2 separate regions of the Mus musculus genome follow, and region 2 is linked to region 1. The links are chromatin loops, found by intact Hi-C in ENCODE. Cell type or tissue: left cerebral cortex. All regions are shown on one strand.

The links. Peaks named below come from ENCODE experiments on the same cell type or tissue, not always from the same donor. Only the 100,000 strongest peaks of a DNase experiment are listed, where the experiment ranks them.
Region 2: a loop joins it to region 1, with 5 times the contacts of the local background. A loop is called at or near these places in 1 of 42 quality-filtered maps.

Annotation. Positions count from the first base shown.
Region 1 is chr4:56,671,504-56,676,503 of GRCm38, reverse strand. The region is part of intron 5 of Gm34687 (a long non-coding RNA gene); the gene reads left to right. Among named protein-coding and RNA genes, the nearest start is that of Gm26144, 5.0 kb to the left of the region's middle. In left cerebral cortex, no CTCF peak of the experiment used is centred here; DNase peaks (open chromatin) are centred at 2,181 and 2,365.
Region 2 is chr4:56,624,430-56,629,429 of GRCm38, reverse strand. The region is part of intron 6 of Gm34687 (a long non-coding RNA gene); the gene reads left to right. Among named protein-coding and RNA genes, the nearest start is that of Gm26144, 52 kb to the left of the region's middle. In left cerebral cortex, no CTCF peak of the experiment used is centred here; DNase peaks (open chromatin) are centred at 2,036 and 2,295.

The DNA of each region.
Region 1 (5,000 bases):
AATTGAATGACTTATTCTTTTAGTGGAACTACTTCCAATATTCAAGAAATACTAGTTTGAAGTAGAGCTAAGTTGTCGCTTCTATCCATTGGACTGGGGAGTCTAGCTAGGTAGTTAGACTCATAACCTAGCACTTTGGGCCTTAGGCACAGTTCCTTAGTGTTACCCTAGAAATAGGGATTGTTCATGGAAACAATCACTGTTAGCATGATGTTAATGAACATGATAACCACTATGATAATACAGTAAAAATCAGTTAAATAGCTACCATCTGATTTGACTCCAATGATTTTAAGAAGTGAATCGGTTTGGAATGATGGCTTGGTGGGTAAATACATTTGCTGCCAAGCCTGCTGCCGGCTTAAGTCCTTAGTGGTGGAAAGATCTGAATCTTATAAGCTATCCCATCATTTCCAGATCTGTGCCCTGGCACAGATATTAGTTATCGAGGGTATGAGTGGGATAAAAAAAAAAAAAACAGAGTAAGGATAGTGATTAGTTTTGTGGTTAAATAAAAAAAAAAAAGAAAAGAAAAGTGGAGGAGAGGAAAATAAATAGAAATGGAACAATTGGGGAGAGTGTGGGCAGCTCTGGCCGATGGCAAACAGAAACCAGAAAGGGGAAAATGTCATCCAATGGTCTAAGACAATCCCACTAGATAGTCTTGAAGGAAGTAGGTAGATAGAAGTAGGATTAGAAATGGAAAAAGGAAAAATCTCATGAAAGTCATTAGTTTATAACTTCCTTATTGGTCAAATTTTTTTGTGCTGTGGGAGGAAATAACTTTCTGTTCTGGCCTGTCGATAATTAAATGTCAGGTTTCCAAGTAGCCCTATATTACCCCAAGTGCTTTCTTTCTTTATGATGGAAAAGAAGCAGCCTGAAATTTTGAACTCTGTCATCTCCCATTCGTGTGACTTCTAAGTTAGCTAATTCAGCTCTCTGAGCCTTAGAATCCCTGTTTGCAGAGTAAGGGGAGTGATGCAAGAGACACAGAAAGGGAGGGGCTTGACTTATTTGACACAGTGGGAGCAGCTGATAGACACTGTGATGTATATACATTGAGATATGTGGACGGACATCCGATTGATGGATGGAAACAGCCATGGACAGACAGATACTAGTGAGCAGACTCTAATGAATGGATAGAGAATGATGGATGGAGAAAGAGTGTGAAGGATAGGAAGGGGATGTGATGGGGATTAGGACCATGGTGAATAAGCAGAACCTGCGATGTGTAGATGGAGACTGTGATAGGCTTGTGATGGATAGAACAATAGACACATGCAGACTGTGGTGGATCGTGATTGTGATGGGAACTGTGATTGTGGGACCTGGAAGGAGGCTGTGATGGGGGAGTGGAGACCGTGATGGACAGATAGTGACTGTGATGGATGGATTCACGATGGAGCCTGTGAGGGATGGATGGATCCTTATAAACAGACTGATGTAGGTTGGTCTGGACGGAGACTGTGAAGGACAGAGGCTGTGATGGATGAAGATTTTGATGGGGTGAGGACTGTGATGGACAATCGGTGACTGTGATAGATGGAGGCTCTAATGTAATGGATGTGTGAGGGATGAAGGAAGACTGATGAAGATGGAGACTGTGGTAAATGGAAGTAGTAGTGGGTAAGACTTTGATGGGAGATTGAAGCCATCCTAGGTAGATGGGGTTATATATAGTAGATGTGAGGCTGTTATGACCTTTCTGGGATATGAAGCTAGACAAATGTCAAATTTATTTGAACAGAACTGTGGTTCTTCTGTGGCAGACATTGTAGGGGTCTCTCAGTTCTTGTATTTTTGTAGGAATGACTTCAATCAAGGGACACAAACGGTTAGCACACACACACACACACACACACACACACACACACACACACACACACACACACTTATTTAGCAAAGCAGCAGTTAAGTTAGTGAAACTGAGCAGAACACTTCAAAGAGGCTCTGGAGTAGGCTGCCCTGAGTGGAGCAGAGTAGCACCCTAGTAGAACCTAGTGGGTTCTGTGTGGTGAATTTCTGTTTGTTTTGTTGAGACAGGGTTTCTCCATGTAGCCTTTCTCACTATGTAGATCATGCTGGCTTGTAACTCACAGAAATACACATGCCTCTGTCTCCCAGGTGCTAGGAATAAAGTTATGCAATGCCATGACCAGCTGTCTTGTAGATTTTTAGTCACTTTTTATGACTATTTAAGAAGTGAGTGGCATATTCATGGGATAAGACTCTTTTTCCCAAATCATAGTGGATTTTCCTTTTAGGGCATTTCTTCCCATGATCTCTACAAAAGTGGAGGAGTGTCAAAACAGCAATGCAGGTGATCTTTGGATGACATCATCTCTTTTGAGACCAAGGATCTTTTGTTAGCGTACGTGTGTGGGCAAATGCCCAGGTGGCCTAGTTTCTGGTGTAGCGGAAACAGCTCGACTGCAGCTTCAAGGATATCTAACCACAAAGGGGCACCTGACCTTCAGGCAACAGAGCTACATGATGCAACTGCAGTTTTCCTCAGTGACATCACAGCTAACTCCCTGTCTGGAATAGAGATAAGAATGTAGAGGACACTTTAATATTATATCCATTCAACAACAACAACAGCAGCAGCAGCAGCAACAATAACAACAATAACAACAACAACAACAACAACAACAACAAGAAGCAGTAAGTTTACTCTTGGGGTGCGGTCTATGAGCTTTCTAACTATAGCTGCTTAGCCAGATTTACAGTATCAGGTATGAGTCTTCTCCTGTGGAGTAGGCTTTAAATACAATTAGAAAGAAGTTTGGGGCCCCCATGACATTCGTGATTGCACTGATGGGCATATTTGCCATGCTAGTTGTTAATAAAGCTTGCAGGATTCACCCTGGGTAAGACTTTTCTCCCTGAGCAGCCTGTATAGAACCTTCTGGTACTCTGAAAGCTTGTTAGCAGATAGAAATCTTCTAGGTCATTGGTTTCTCCTTGTCCTATGATGAAAGTATGTAGTGTCTTTAGCAACAGGGTCTTACATCAAGTTCTGGTGGGCAACCAAGAGCAGTGGTGATCGTCCAATTCAGGCCCATGTATTTACCTTCCTTAGTGTTTCTTACTTCATGATTTTAATCCTAACATTCCTCTTTTGGTTGTTGTTGTTATTGTTTGTGTTTTTAATTGGATTATTTTCTTTATTTATATTTCAAATGTTATCCCCTTTCCTGGTTTTCCCTCTGAAAAATACCCTCCCCCTATCCTCTCCCCTCTTCCCCTGCTCACCAACCCACCCACTCCTGTTTCTTGGCCCTGGCATTCCCCCACACTGGGACATAAGAGACTTCATAGGACAAAGGGTATCTCCCACCCCCCAATTGATGTCTGAGTAGGCCACCCTTTGCTGCATATACAGCTGGAGCCATGAGTCCTACCACGTGTTTTCTTTGGTTGGTGGTTTAGTCCCTGGGAGCTCTGGGGGTACTGATTAGTTCATATTGTTGTTTCTCCTATTGGGCTGGGAACCCCTTCAGCTCCTTGGGTCCTTTCTCTAGCTCCTTCATTGGGGACCCTATGCCCAGTCCAATGGATGACTGTGAGCACCCACTTCTGTATTTGTCAGTCACTGGCAGAGCCTCCCAGAGGACAGCTATATCAGGCTCCTGACAGCAAGCTCTTGTTGGCATCCACAACAGTGTCTGGGTTTGGTGATTGTATATGGGATGGATACCCAGGTGGGGCAGTCTCTGGATGGTCATTTCTTCAGTCTCTACTCCACACTTTGTCTCTGTAACTCCTTCCATGGATGTTTTGCTCCCTGTTTCTAAGATGGATCAAAGTATTCACACTATGGTCTTCCTTCTTCTTGAGTTTCATATGGTTTGTGAATTGTATTTTAGGTATTCTGAGCTACTGGGCTAATATCCACTTATCAGTGAGTACATATCATGTGCATTCTTTTGTGATTGGGTTACCTCACTCAGGATGATATACTTCAGATCCATCCATTTGCCTATGAATTTCATAAACTTGTTATTTTTAATACTGAGTAGTACTCCATTGTGTAAATGTACTCCATTTTAAAATAAGATAATTTGTTTCTCTGGAGTCTAACTTCTTGAGTTCTTTGTATGTATTAGATATTAGCCTTCTATTGTATGTAGAAGATCTTTTCCCAATCTGTTGGTGACTTTTTTTGTCTTATCGACAGTGTCCTTTGCCTTACAGAAGCTTTGTGATTTTATGAGGTCCCATTTGTTGATTCTTGATCTTATATCACAAGCCATTGATGTTCTGTTCAGGAAATTTTCCCCTGTGCTCATATGTTCAAGGCTCTTCCCCACTTTCTCACTGTAAGTTTCAGTGTATCTGGTTTTACCTAATATTCCTCTTGATAATAACATTTGTTTTTACTGTAACACATATACAGGGATCTTGACTCTTGAGGGAGGAGTTGTGGGTTGCAAGACCTTCTCTATTGAGTAGAACTGGGCATCTGATATTTCTTTGGAATGATAGGCAAATTATGGTGCATATAATCACTCCAGACCTCCTTGTCAAGTAGGACTTCCAGGACAGTGAAATCACTCTATATTGAATAGATATCAAATACAGTTTGAAGAAATGGTCCCTTACTACCTGTTACCCATTGTAATCCTCACAGTCTACATTTATCTAGCATTTCCTGGGAAGCAGGACCTGCATCTACTGCTTTAAGAGACAATCATGTTAAGCCTCTGAGCCCTTCCTACAAGGTGGGTGCCAATATAATCACCCTGAAAGTGTTAGGCTGATATGAGTGGAGAGACCTGGCTTCCCACAGTCTAGCTGCCTCCCCAGACATTGGCATTTCCTTCTGCTGGTGATGGCCCAGAGCTCACAGTCACCAGCTCTTTGATGCCCAACTCCAGGCTCCGTATTTTTATTTCTTTGAGTCCTTTATGCTTCTCTCTTTGCTTTGCTCCTTCTCATCCCTCTAGGCTCAACCCTGTACCCCCGTTTTAGAAGTTCTTCTTGGACTTTAT
Region 2 (5,000 bases), 47 kb after region 1:
ATGCTGCTTCTGCATGCCAGCGTCGCTCGCTCGCCATGGGTCTCTCTCCACAGGAGTTCCCGAGGCCTGTGAAAGGCTGACAGAACTTTCTTCTGTACTGTCAGACTGTCCTGGGAGTGGCTTCATGTGACCCCTGCCATGTCCTGCTGCTGAGAACTAACTCACTTTTGTCCCTCACACTTAGGAAGGGGGTTAGAAGAGAAGGTGATCACTAAGGGTTGGGCTATGACTTAAAGGTCTGTCTGTCACAACTCTTTACAATTAATTGTCCACTGACATGTTCATTCAGATGCACTAGAGACGTGAATACTCCATTTGGGCTTATTGAGGTAAGAAAGGACACACCCACTTACTACAGAACTCTGCTGTCTTCCATATCTTGTACATCTGGTTGAGTTGAGTTTCACACTTACGATACTTGAATTGTCTTTCATGTCCGGCCCACGTACTTCGTTAGCAGAATTTACTTTTGTTATCTTGACTAGTTTTATGTTTGGAAAAAAAATGTTACAAAAATGTTCAATTAGGTTTATGAATTAGCCCACAAGTATTTTCTTAGAAGAGTCCTGCATGTTTTCGTGATGTGGTACAGTTACCACGGCAGTCACGAGGATGAGCCTCTTGGATCTTAGATGCTATGATGGATCAGAGTCCCAGGCACTCTGAAGTCCACCACTATGTTCATGCCCATGGCCTCCTCCCAGACACTGGCTGGGCCTGGCAAAATATCAACAAAGGCTGTTTCTGGACACGAGGAATTCTGTTGGGCCACTTGGCTACTTTAGCTTGAGTATTTTTTCCCCCAAACATTTTAGGTCTGAAAGTTATCTTTTCCTGCCTTCCTTTCTCCTTCATTTGAGGTCAGACCTGCATTATGGTCTGATGTCTCTCTTAGCTTTCCTGAATGCACATACTGTCTTCCCAAGTATGTTTCTAGTATATGTAACCCTGTATTGATATCTTCCATCCTATTAGCTGATACAGACACAGATAGTTATCACCATTTGCATACGTCTACAGGATTGGCCAGAGCTATGCAGTTGAGTAAGTTTTCTCTCTCTGACTTGATTCTAAAAATAGCAGAGGAGAGAATGATCTGATCTGGACTTTAGAGGTAGAACCTTGGACCTGATTTAGCATTTTTGCTGCTATGACAAAGTATCTGGCATAAGTTTAGGAGTAAAGGTATGGGGCCGTGGAGATCACTAAGTGGGCGAGGGCTCATGCTACACAACATGAAGACACACACAGTTTGGGCCCCAGCACCAGTGAAAGGCTAGGTGTAGCCACACATGTCTGTAACTCCAGCACTTGGAGGTGGGAGGCAGTGGTGGGAAGACTGCTCAGGGCAGACAGTCAGATGGAAAAAGGTGAACTCTAGGTTTGGTGACAGATCCTGTTTCAAGGGAATGTGGCAGAGAGTAATAGAAAAGGGCACTGAGTATAACTCCTCTGGTGTTTACACATGCACATGGGTGTGTGGACACCCCGTCCCCCATATATACCACACACACACAGAGACACAGCGACACACACACACACACACACACACACACACACACACACACACAGACACACACACACACACACACACACAGACAGAGAGAGAGAGAGAGACAGAGAGAGACAGAGAGAGACAGAGAGAGACAGAGAGAGAGACAGGGAGAGAGACAGAGAGACAGAGAGACAGAGAGAGAGAGAGAGAGAGAGAGAGAGAGAGACAGAGAGAGACAGAGAGAGAAGGGAGAGGACACATTGTAGCAGAGTGTTGTGAACAGTTTGGCTCCTTGAAGGTGGGCACCATGACCTATGCTGCATTTAAACAGAGGAGGGATCTGAAGTCCAGAGAGGTACAGCGGCTTGCATAAAGCCACAGAGCAGAGGAGCAATAGAGCTACGGAAGCTTGGCTCTCTTCTTGCTCTTCCCTAGCACATCTTGAGCACATTGAGCGACACAGCCTAGTGGACTCTGCTTGTTGCCATGAGAGCTTCTCCTTAAAAAAAAAAAGTTAAAAATAGGCAGCCAACCAATGGGCTAACGGGATGAAGAGAGGAGTGTTTAGGCTGCACACTGGTAAGGCAGTCACGAGACTGCTTGCAGAGAAACATAGGATTCTGGTAAAAAAAAAAAAAAAAGAAAGAAAGAAATGCAGTGATCGGCTTATTTGACTGCTCTTCACCCTAATGAGCCCCAATGCTGCTAAACTGTTCCTGACATCCTCGGCTTCCTTCTCCTTTAAAGGCCCAAACAAGGAATAATGAAATAAGCTGCAAGCATTTGGGGCTTATTCAACTCTCTGAAGTGTTCAAGGATGCAATTTGTAGGCAAGATGTTAAGGAATTAGAAAAAAAAAATGGCTGGTGCCAGGCTGCGTTGTACCAATTTCCCCCTGGCCCTGCTGCAAGTTAGGTATGCATATGGCCCACACATTTTTCAAAAGTCTACCCCCAGGTGTCGGGGCCTTTTCTTTAGAGCGTATCAACTAAATATGGGGAGATGGGTGTGCTGAGGAAATGAAAATACCCCTCCCTCAGCTGCTCCTTAGAACCCTGCTGTAAATAGGAGTCTTGGCATGGGCTGTGATTTTCTTGCCTAGAGCCCACAAAGGCAGCACCTGGAGGGTGGGATGCTAGAACAGGAGAGCGGTCACTGACGCTTTGTCCCCTCACACTGCACAGGACCCAGGAGACTCGGGCCTCAGAGGACCAGAGGCGATTACATGCTAGTCAGCAAGGCAAGCAGTTAAATTCATATATGGACTTTGGTGACTCTAGTGGAAGTAACCCACTTACATAACCCCATGTCCTTCTAACTTCTGCCTAAATCATCTACATGTTATGGATAAGGAAGGGACAAGGGATAACCTTGGACGACTTGGTTTGTGTCCAATAGAGTTAGATTTGAACCCTTTTGATTTTTAATGAGATAGTTGTAGACCACCTAGAGCAATATTAGGCGTACTGTAAGTATGTATTCCATCCATCCATCCATCTATCTATCCATCCATCCATCCATCCATCCATCCATCCATCCATCCATCCAGAACCCATCTGACCATACAGGATGTCAAAAGTCAGTGTTGGAAAGATCATTACCCTTAATGGCTCAACATTAAGTGGACATCATTGTTTAGCTCAGAGAGCAAGAGAGAATTAATTCCTTTATTTGAAGGACAAATAAACCAGGTATTAGAGAATCTCCATGACCTGTCCCCAGCCAACAGCTCTGTGTGTGTGTGTGTATACAATAGAAATCTCATAACTCAGTTCTGCCCAACACATATTTGGTTGGGGGCATTTTGTTATTTGTGGAGAAAACAGATTACGCTGATCAGGATTGGCAGTGTCACCAGGCAGGCTCTCTGTGGTCCATCTGCTCTCAAAGTCCAGCTCTCTTGGTCCTAACCCACAGTTTTTATTATCTTCAATCCTTACCCTAACTCTTCTATAGGGGTCCCCAACCTCTGTCTAATGTTTGTCTGTAGGTATCTGCATCTGTCGCAGTCAGCTGTTGGGTAGAGCTTCTCAGAAGGCTGCTATCCTAGGCTCTGGTCTGAAAGCACAACATAGCATCATTAATAGTGTGAAGGATTGGTGTCTGCCCATGCAATGGGTCTCAAATTGGGTTGGTCACTGGTCAGCCATTTCTTCAGTCTCTGCTCCATCTTTGTCCCCACATTTCTTTTCGGTGGAACCAATTTTGGATTAAAAGTTCCAAAGAGCTTACATGGGCTGATCTGAGGTCCCTGGTACATATGTAGCAGAGGGCTGCCATTGCTGATCTCAGTGAGAGAGGATGGACGTACAGAGACTTGATGCACTTGGGGTGGGGGGTTTCGGGGGGAGTGGGGACTGCCCTCTCAGAGGTAAAGGGGAGGGGGAGTTGAGGGGAGGAACTCTAAAAGGGGGGACTGGGAGGGTGCAACATTTGGAATGTAAATGAATGAATGAATGAATGAATGAATGAATGAATAAATAAATAAATAAGAATCAAGGCCTGTTCTGGTGAGTGAAAAAGAGAGGCCTCTTTTTTTTTTTTCATTTTTTATTAGGTATTTAACTCATTTACATTTCCAATGCTATACCAAAAGTCCCCCATATCCACCCACCCCCACTCCCCTGCCCACCCACTCCCCCTTTTTGGCCCTGGTATTCCCCTGTACTGGGGCATATAAAGTTTGCAAGTCCAATGGGCCAAGAGAGGCCTCTTAATTGGACTGGAATGGACAGCAAGTCTGTCTGCCTTACGTGTACATGATAAACTGAATGTGAAGCGGAGCAAGTACCAGCACTAGGATCAGTGAGCACACAAGATCACCAGAGGAGCTATTTGATTAAGTGGAAGAAGAAGGCTTCACTTGAGTGACAATTTTAAGGCAGAGCACCTGAGTTCAGACTTGACTCCCTCACTTGTAAGGTGACTTTGAGTATGCTAACATCTTACTTACTTTCTTGATCAACAAAACGGGACTATAGAGCCTGCCATATAGGGCAACTTTAGTAATTTAATGGACTGTTGTAGGAAAATGACTTAGCATGGTGGCTGGTATGTAATAAGCACTCAGTGTGCATATCTATTATCAGTCTTTGAATATTCAAACAATTCCAGCCCTGAAGCAACTACCTGCCTGGGTCAGCAGCAGTTAGTATATGAGTACTATCTCTCAATAATAAAAGACCATCCAAATATATAGGTTAAAAGAAACTTGTCCTTTTTAGTTTGGGGGAGTGTATCATTTTCATTTAAATATACTTATTTATTTTTATTTCATGTGTATGTGTACATTCACATACACCACATGTGTTAACTGATTATCTACTGGTGCATAACAAGGTGATAGAAGAGGGTGTCTGATCCCCTGGAGCTGAAGTTGCAAGTGACTGTGAGATGCCTGTTGTGAGATCCCGGAACCACATGCAGGGCCTCTGCAAGAGCAACAAGTACTTTTAACTACTGAGCCATCTCCAGTCCCAGGTATCCCATTTTTAACAGTCATTGA